2 separate regions of the Homo sapiens genome follow, and region 2 is linked to region 1. Evidence: chromatin contacts called from ENCODE POLR2A ChIA-PET data. All regions are on one chromosome and are shown on one strand. Each heading gives the region's core, a stretch centred on a gene start or an enhancer-like site at or near the end of the contact. The rest is flanking DNA. Distances are from core to core; before and after follow the strand shown. Region 1 holds the start of CTC1 (CST telomere replication complex component 1). Region 2 overlaps RAI1 (retinoic acid induced 1).

The links. ChIA-PET counts read pairs that join two places held with the same protein, here RNA polymerase II (POLR2A).
Region 2: POLR2A ChIA-PET joins it to region 1 with 10 read pairs in activated naive CD4-positive, alpha-beta T cell. The contact joins the enhancer-like site here to the promoter of CTC1 in region 1. POLR2A ChIA-PET finds 5 or more read pairs at or near these places in 2 of 52 experiments (activated CD4-positive, alpha-beta T cell and activated naive CD4-positive, alpha-beta T cell).

What each region holds. Positions count from the first base shown.
Region 1 is chr17:8,245,044-8,249,305 of GRCh38, reverse strand. CTC1 (CST telomere replication complex component 1) reads left to right here and starts at 1,250. Exons shown (of 23, transcript NM_025099.6): 1 at 1,250-1,302. The coding sequence starts at 1,270. PFAS (phosphoribosylformylglycinamidine synthase) reads right to left here and starts at 17. Exons shown (of 28, transcript NM_012393.3): 1 at 1-17. RefSeq lists enhancers at 1-589, 714-833, 1,314-1,453 and a silencer at 1,174-1,223.
Region 2 is chr17:17,684,099-17,688,360 of GRCh38, reverse strand. All of the region lies in intron 1 of RAI1 (retinoic acid induced 1), which reads right to left. Among named protein-coding and RNA genes, the nearest start is that of RAI1, 4.8 kb to the right of the region's middle. Within about 2 kb of position 2,345, at least 22 of the 41 ENCODE cell types and tissues checked have a DNase peak (open chromatin) inside an H3K27ac peak, as active enhancers do.

The DNA.
Region 1 (4,262 bases), core at 1-2,500:
AATCGTCGCGCGCGTTTGTTACGTCATCCGCGTGCGCCGCGGGCAGAGACTGGACCTGCCAGCGCCGGGGCGACTACGCCCCGCCCACTTTTCCCCAGCCACCCGGCCGAATTCTAGGTTCTTGGTGGGGAGAGGTTTATCCCCAGGTGGTTTCTCCCACAAATCTGTCTTGAACTGACGTTTGTGAAAATACATTCAGTTCCCCGTCCCCGCGGGGACAGTTAAGTAATGACATCAGTTAGTTAAGGCCATAAAGCAAGCATGTGAAAGTTGTGCTTTGGTGGCATTACGAGGAAGCCCTTCTCTGCTTGGCAAGATCAGGGAGACTGAAAGATGCTTAGAAGTCATCCACCAGGCGGGCTGTGTTTGAGTTCCTGAGCTCTGCTACCCCATCCATCTGAAGGCCTGCGGGATGCCGGACAGGATGTCACTTAGGAGGGAGACGGAGGCTGGGCGCGGTGGCTCCCGCCTGTAATCCGAGCACTTTGGGAGCCCGAGGCGGGCAGATCGCTTGAGCCCAGGAGTTCGAGACCAGTCTGGGCAACATGGCGAAACCATGTCGCTACAGAAAAATACAAAAATTAGCCGGGTGTGGCGGTGCAAGCCTGCGATCCCAGCTACTTGGTGGGCTGAGGTGGGAGGATCGCTTGAGCCCGGGAGGTCGAGGCTGCAGTGAACCGAGATGGCGCCGCTGCACTCCAGCCTGGGCGATAGAGCGAGACCTCGTCTCAAAAAAATCAGAGAGGGCCAGGGGCTGTGTTTCACGCCTGTAATCCCAGCACTTTGGGAGGCTGAGGCGGGTGGATCACCTGAGGTCAGGAGTTTGAGACCAGCCTGGCCACATGGTGAAACCCCGTCTCTACTAAAAATACAAAAAAAAAAAAAAAAAAAAAAATTAGCCGGGCGTGGTGGTGGCAGGTGCCTGTAATCCTAGCTACTCAGGAGGCTGAGGCCGGAAAATCCCTTGAACCTGGGAGGCGGGGGTTGCAGTGAGCCGAGATCGCGCCACTGCACTCCAGCCTGGGCGACAGAACCAGGCTTCGTCTTAAAAAAAAAAAAATCAGAGAAAAGAGACAGGGGTGTCGGGAGTTGGGATGGTGCACCGAGGCGCCTCGCGGAGTCTCTAGGAAGCGAGGGGGTGAGCAGCGAGAAGGAGCTGGAGGTGGCGAGGAAACCCGCTCACCGGTGACGTCACCGAGCGCCCCCCCACCCCCATCCCCACCCCCAAGCGAGCACCTGCCCCTCCCGGGGGCGGAGCTCCGGCGCATCATGGCGGCTGGCCGGGCCCAGGTCCCTTCCTCCGTGAGTGCTGCTATTACGTCTCTTGTTCCTTTTTTCTTGTTTGTCACAGATACTCTTTCTCTTCCTATTTCCTCTGCCTTGTCTCTCTGGGCTCGCTGGCCGCGTCCGGCCCATGGGTGAGGGGGTTGTGAGTCGGTCCGCTCCTACCTCTTACTGGTTCTGCGAATGTTTATTCCCTCATTCACGCGGCGCCCGCTGTGAGCCTTAAACTGGTCTCCGTTCACTCTCTAGGGTTTAATCCTGGTGGGAAACCAGGAGCAGGTTAATGGGGGAACTATGGGGCTGTGGGTTCCTGGAGAAGACCCTTGACGGAGCTGTAGGGGAAAAGGGCAACCATAATAAGTAAAAGCGTCTGAGACCCGAAGTGCGTGTAGAAGGCAAAAAGCGCCGAAAGGGGCTGGGTGTGGTGGCTCACGCTTGTAATCCAGCACTGTGGGAGGCGGAGGCGGGCGGATTACTTGAGGTCAGGAGTTCGAGACCAGCCTGACCAACATGGTGAAACCTCATCTCTACTAAAAATACAAAAATTAGCCGGGCGTGGTGGCGCGCACCTGTAATTCCAGCTACTCAGAAGGTTGAGGCAGGAGAATCGCTTGAACCGGGTAGACGGAGGCTGCAGTGAGCTGAGATTGTGCCACAGCACTCCAGCCTGGGCAACAGAGCGAGACTCTGTCAAAAAAAAAAAAAAAAAAAAAAAAGCGCCGGAAGGGGTTTCAGGACGGAAGCAAACACATATTCAAAGGCAGGAGGATAGAGCAGGTGTCTGAAAAACTCAAAAGTTCAGTTGGGTGGTGGTGGAGGGGTCAGAGCTGACAGTTTTGTACCTCTTGCTAAGCAGCGACTTTAACATGAGGGTAATTGGGTGTGGTGGCACACGCCGGTAATCCCAGCTGCTCAGGAAGCTGAGCAGGGAACCACGGAAGTGGAGGTTGCAGTGAGCCGAGATCGCGCCACTGCACTCTAGCCTGGACGACAGAGCCAGACTCCATCTCAAATAAATAAATAAATAAATAAATAAATAAATAAATAAATAAATAAGATGTTAAGAAAATACAATCTAAAGGATTGGTTTGTGTGCGTGTGTGTGTGTGTGTGTTTTGAGACGGAGTCTAGCTTTGTCACCAGGCTGGAGTGCAGTGACGCGATCTCGGCTCACTGCAACCTCTGCCTCCCAGGTTCAAGCGATTCTTCTGCCTCAGCCTCCCGAGTAGCTGGAATTACAGGCATACAGGCACGCGCCGCCATGCCCAGCTCATTTTTGTATTTTTTTTCTTTTTTTTAAGTACAGACGGTGTTTCACCATGTTAGCCAGGATGGTCTCGATCTCCTGACGTCGTGATCTGCCCGCCTTGGCCTCCGAAACTGCTGGGATTACAGGCGTGAGCCACTGCACCCAGCCAGGACTGGGACCTATGTAGGGAAAGGAAGGAGCTAAGGAGGACATCTAGGTTTCAGGATAGAACAACTGTTTGGTTAAGGGTACTATTTGCTAAGTTAGTGAACATAACACTAGAAGAGTTCTAGAAAAGGACAGGGTTTTGTGGAAAGTTCAGTGTTGGGCATGTGTGCTGCCTGTGGATTGGCCATGGAGAGTCTGGCAGATGGATAGGACTAAAGCTCAGGAATGAGATCTCAGCTAAAGTAGACATACAGGAACAATCATCATCTGGCCATGGCTGTTAAACCCATGCAGTGGTTGAGATAATTGTGGGAAAGCATATTGTGTTCTTAAACTTCAGCCTGTATTAATCTGGATCTTCCTCTTCCTCCCTCCTTTTTTTTTTTTTTTTTTTTTTTGAAACAAGGTCTTACTCTGTCACCCAGGCTAGAGTGCAGTGGCACCATCATGGCTCACTGCAGCCTCAACCTCCCTGGGCTCAAGCGATCCTCCCACCTCAGCCTCCCAAGTAGCTGGGACTACTGGCGTGTGCTACCACGCCAGGCTAACCCAGCTAATTTTGAATTGTTTTAGAGTTTCACCATGTTGCCCAGGCGGGTCTCAACCTTCCCAGGCTAAGGTGATCCTCCCACCTCAGCCTCCCAAGTAGCTGGGACTACTGGCATGTGCTACCACGCCAGGCTAATCCAGCTAATTTTGAATTGTTTTAGAGTTTCACCATGTTGCCCAGGCGGGTCTCAACCTTCCCAGGCTCAGGTGATCCTCCCACCTCAGCCTCCCGAGTAGCTGGGACTACAGGCACGAGCCACCATGCCCAGCTAATTTTTCTTTTTTGTAGAGACGGGTCTTTGCCTTGTTGCCCAGACTAGTAGTGAACTACTGGGCTCGAGCGATCCACCTTGGCCCCCCAGAGTGCTGGGATTACAGGCGAGAGCCACCACATCCAGTCTGCTCCATTTTTACTCAGTAGATGAAAACACGAATTTGCCTTTTTAACAAAACTTAGGTAATTTTACCTTGAAGCCATGGGATCACTTTGAGAGACAGTCGTATTCAGTGCACCAAGCAAAGGATAGGCCATCCGAGAAACAGGAACTACAAAAGAATACTGGGAGAGGAAGACAAAAAGCGTGAGAGTCGGAACTTTGCTTATACTGGTGGGGCAACTCTGAATGGTGATTTGGTCTGCCTTCCACAACTCTGACCATGAATGAGTGTGTGGCTGAAGTGGGCTGAAAGTCAGTGGTAGGGCTGTCCACAAGGATGCTGAAGACATCTAGAACTTGAAGACTTTTTTTTCCTTTTAACTTTTATTTTAGATTCAGGGGGACGTGCGCAGGTTTATTATGTAGGTAACCTCATGTCATGGGGGTTTGGTATAGAGATTATTTCGTCACCCCTGTACTAAGCATAGTACTTGATGGGTATTTTTTCCAATCTCTCTCTTCCCACCCTCAAGTAGGACCCAGTGTCTGTTATTTCCCTCTTTGTGTTCACGTGTTCTCGTTATTTAGCTCCCACTTATAAGTGGGAACAAACATGCAGTATTTGGTTTTCTGTT
Region 2 (4,262 bases), core at 1,096-3,595, 9.4 Mb before region 1:
AGGCATGTGACACTACGCCTGACTAATTTTTGTATTTTTAGTAGAGATGGGTTTCATCATGTTGGCCAGGCTGGTCTCGAACTCCTGACCTCAAGTGATCCACCCGCCTTGGCCTCCCAAAGTGCTGGGATTATAGACGTAAGCCACCGCGCCCTGCCTATTATCCTCATTTTAAAGGGGAGGGAAATGGAGCCCCACAGTGAGCAGCTGGTACCTGGATTTGAACCCAGGCTGGTGTGACCCCAAAGCCTGTTTATGGCCCCAAGCTATAGGACCTCCTTGCTTTCCAGATGACAAAACACAGCAACACTCACTTTTTTTTTTTTTTTTTTTTTGAGACAGAGTCTCCTTCACCCAGGCTGGAGTGCAGTGGTGCTATCTTGGCTCGCTGCAACCTCCATTTCCTGGGTTCAAGTGATTCTCGTGCCTCAGCCTCCCAAGTAGCTGGAATTACAGGCATGGGCCACCACACCTGGCTAATTTTTGTATTTTTAGTGGAGATGGGGTTTTGCCATGTTGGTCAGGCTAGTCTCAAACTCCTGACCTCAAGTGATCCGCCTGCCTCGGCCTCCCAAAGTGCTGGGATTACAAGCGTGAGCCACGGCGCCCCAGCTCACCTTTAATGCTTACAACAAAGCCCGTTCACATTTTTGACAGAAGAGGAAACTGACCCTCACAGAGGGAAAGTGACTTGCCCGAGGGATGCTGCAGTTAAAACTCAACCACTTTTCCTGATTCCGAATCCAGTGCTCCTTCCCCTACCCCGACCCTATCTCGCCTTCCAGATGAGCACAGTCTCCAAGAAGGGAACTCTAGGAGGCGAACCCAAGCTCCACTGGATTCTGCATGTTCTCCCTCAAGCCCCCTGACCATGGGCCTGCAGACGCTCTGAGCATGCCTGCTGTCCCTGTTCTATCAGCTGTCTCCACGGGGTCCCTGGTTTCTCATGCCCAAGGAGTGGGTGACTTGGGTCCACAGACCATCAGTGCAAGAGCAGTCCACTCTTCCCCCATTTACAGATGAGACCGAGGCCAGAGAGGAAAGGAAGACTCCCCAGCAGTCCTGGCTCCCCACCATAGTGCCTAACACATGGCTTCCCTGCCCCCTACCCCATGCTCGCCTGCTCCACCCTCCTCTCCTGCCTCTGCACAGCATTCTGGGCACCTTCTCTCCCCCAGCCTGATCACTTTGTGCAGAAAGAGGTTGCTCAACTAGCCGGGCGTGGTGGTGGGCGCCTGTAATCCCAGCTACTTGGGAGGCTGAGCCAGAGAATTGCTTGAACCCGGGAGGCAGAGGTTGCAGTGAGCTGAGATCGCACCATTGCACTCCAGCCTGGGCGACAGAGCAAGACTCCATCTCAAAAAAAAGAAAGAAACCGGATGCTCATTGTTCACCTGGCCCCTAGACTTCAAGGGTGCGAAGCCTGGACCACAGGCTTGCTCCTGTCTGGGGCCATGCAAGCATGGAGCCAAGCAAGAGAACACTTAGGGTTGTCTGCTGGACAGACGAAGGAAGGCATGGCTGATGGTGGTGTGAGACGATGCGCCTGGCTGCTTTCCTTCCTGGCCCTAAGCACACTCTTCATACTCTCCAGCAGCAGCAGCAGGAACTTCTCCCTCACTCCTTGCCGTCCCCCCACTTCCATCTCTCCCTGTCCCTGCTCACCACTCCCCAGGTCCTCCACCCCCACTCCACCTCTCTGCCCTCATGTTTTTCTCTTCCCCATCTCTCCCCTCCCCGGCGCGCGCGTGCACACACACACACACACACACACACACACACACACACACACGGGTTCAAGAACCAGTGGAGCGAAATCTGTCCTTTGCCAGCCAAGCCCCAGCCTGTACCTCCAAGCCCTGCCTCCCACCCTGCCTCCCCTTCCCTGGTGTCACATTCCAATCTCAGATCCCCAGTGACCCACCAGGAACAGGGCACAGCTCTGCCTCAATCACTGGGGAACAGGATGAGCCAGTTTCTCCCAGCCCCCTCAGGAAGCAGCCTGGGGAAGCTGCCCGCCACCTCCCCCTGCCCCCCGACCCCACCAAGCCCCTCACCCCACTCATCTAAAGGCTGACAGCACAAGATCCACACAGACCTGAGCATGCCCTTGCTAAAGATCAAAGGGGCCCACGGGAGACAATGTTGGGGCTCTCACCCTCTCCACCTCACCTGGCCCTCCTGCCAGGAAGCATTTCTGAGCGTCCTGTGTTCTAGGCCTCGCCCTTGGCACTGGGCCGGAGAGAGCAAGGAGACGTGCTTTCAGGCCTCGATGCTTCAGCCTCATGGGGAGGACAGACACTGGCAGAATTGCCGATAATTCCGTGATAAACGCTATGCCACGAGTATAGACAAAGGGAGATGACTCATTCTGCCTCGGAGGTCAGAGGAGGAGGAGACAGGACGTCTGTTTTGGTCTGGGGCGGCAGGGAGGAAGGTGAGGGGCATCCCAGGTGGAAGGAACAGCCCAGCCCGATGCACAGAGGCAAGGATGCACATGGCTGCACCTTAACAAGGAGGTGCCAGCTGTGGCTGGAGGGGACAGGACTGAATGAGGACAGGGCAGGCAGAGGACACCAGAAATGGCCCTGGACAGCATGGGAAGAACTACAGATGGGACCTTTATTCATAAGGCAGCAGGAGCCACTGGAGGTTATCTGCTGGGTTTAGAACGATCGCTCTGACAGTGCTGCTGGCCAGCACCTGGGAGGGGACAGGATGGAGGCAGGGAGGCCAGTGAGGAGGTCCCAGCAACAGCCCAACCTCTTCCGCCACCATTCTTTCTGAGCCAAGTCCTCCCCTCTTGTTTGGCTACAGCACACAGGCCACATCCCTTCCAGCTTCCAAAGACTCGCTCTGCTCACTGTGTTCCCTCTGCCAGGAATGCTCCTCTCACTCTTACCTCGCCGTGCCTGAAGCACCTGCTCAAAGGCCCCTCCTCCAGGAAGCCTCCAGCTCTGGTCGAGGCCTTGGCTATGAGCTGGGTCCCAATCACCCACTGGGCTGTGACCTTCTTGTGGTCAAGTGCAGGGATGCTTCCTGCTTGGACCCCGACATTAAGCACAGAACTTTGGAAACAGTGGGTCCTTGGAAAATCCCTGTTCCCTTGGGCCCAGTGCCCAGGTGCCTCTCCCGCAGAGACGCTGCTCTGCGCACACCGTTGCTGTTGCACCTCCTCCCTCCCTGTGGAGCCACACGTTGGATAGGGGAGGAAAAAGACACCCATGCCATGGCCACAGGCAGCTGTGGAAAGCAATGCATTTCAAACATGGGCTGCCATGGAGATAGAACAGCAATAACAATACAACAATGACGGCAGCAATCAGCATTTATTGGCAAAAGCACTGCTCTAAACTTCATATGGATTAACTCACTGCATCTTTACTTCAGTACCGTGAGGTCTGTACTGTTATTCTCCTGATTGTAAAGATGGGGACACTGAGGCACAGAGAGGTAAATGGCCTGTTCAGTATGTGGTGGAGCCAGGAGTCAACCCAGAACTTGCCCTGAAGGACTTCGCCACACAACCAACCTCTCCAAGACAAACGGAGAGGAAAAAGGAAGCTGCCGAGGAAGAGCCCACAGTATGTCCTCACTTGGGGAAAAAGAAAACTATGCATGGATTGGTATATGTAATATACATACATACATACATATATATATATATATATATATATATATATATATATGCATTAAGTGAGTAACAAAAAGTCTGGAAGGATACGTTCAAACTATTAACTGGGGTTACCTGCAGGGAGGGTGCCAAGGGAACTTTTACTTTTACTACATATATTTCTGGCTTATTTGCATTTTTCACCCAAGTATCCAAGTGTTACTTGAGTAGTTTAACATGAGAGGAATTATTAGGGTTGCAATTAACATTTGTTGCATGAATAGATGGCAAATTCATTTCCTAGGCTTGTTTTTTTCAAATTCTGGGTATGACCCATCAGTGGATTGCAAAATTAATTTCGTGGGTAGCAATCAGTAATTAAAAAAAAAACAAATACACAAGAACAAAAAGGATTACAGACCAGCAGACACAGTAAGGGAGTTATTTCAGTAAACTTTTGTTTCAGCTATATACAGTGTGACCTGTGTAGTTACCTACGATGTATTTCTTACTATAGGTCACGGGCAAGAATTTGAAAGCAATTGGTCTAGGCTTGGGAGTCTAAAGAGGAGTAAGGCTGGGTGCAGTGACTCACTCCTGTAATCCCAGCACTTTGGGAGGCCAAAGAGGGAGGATCGCTTGAGCCCAG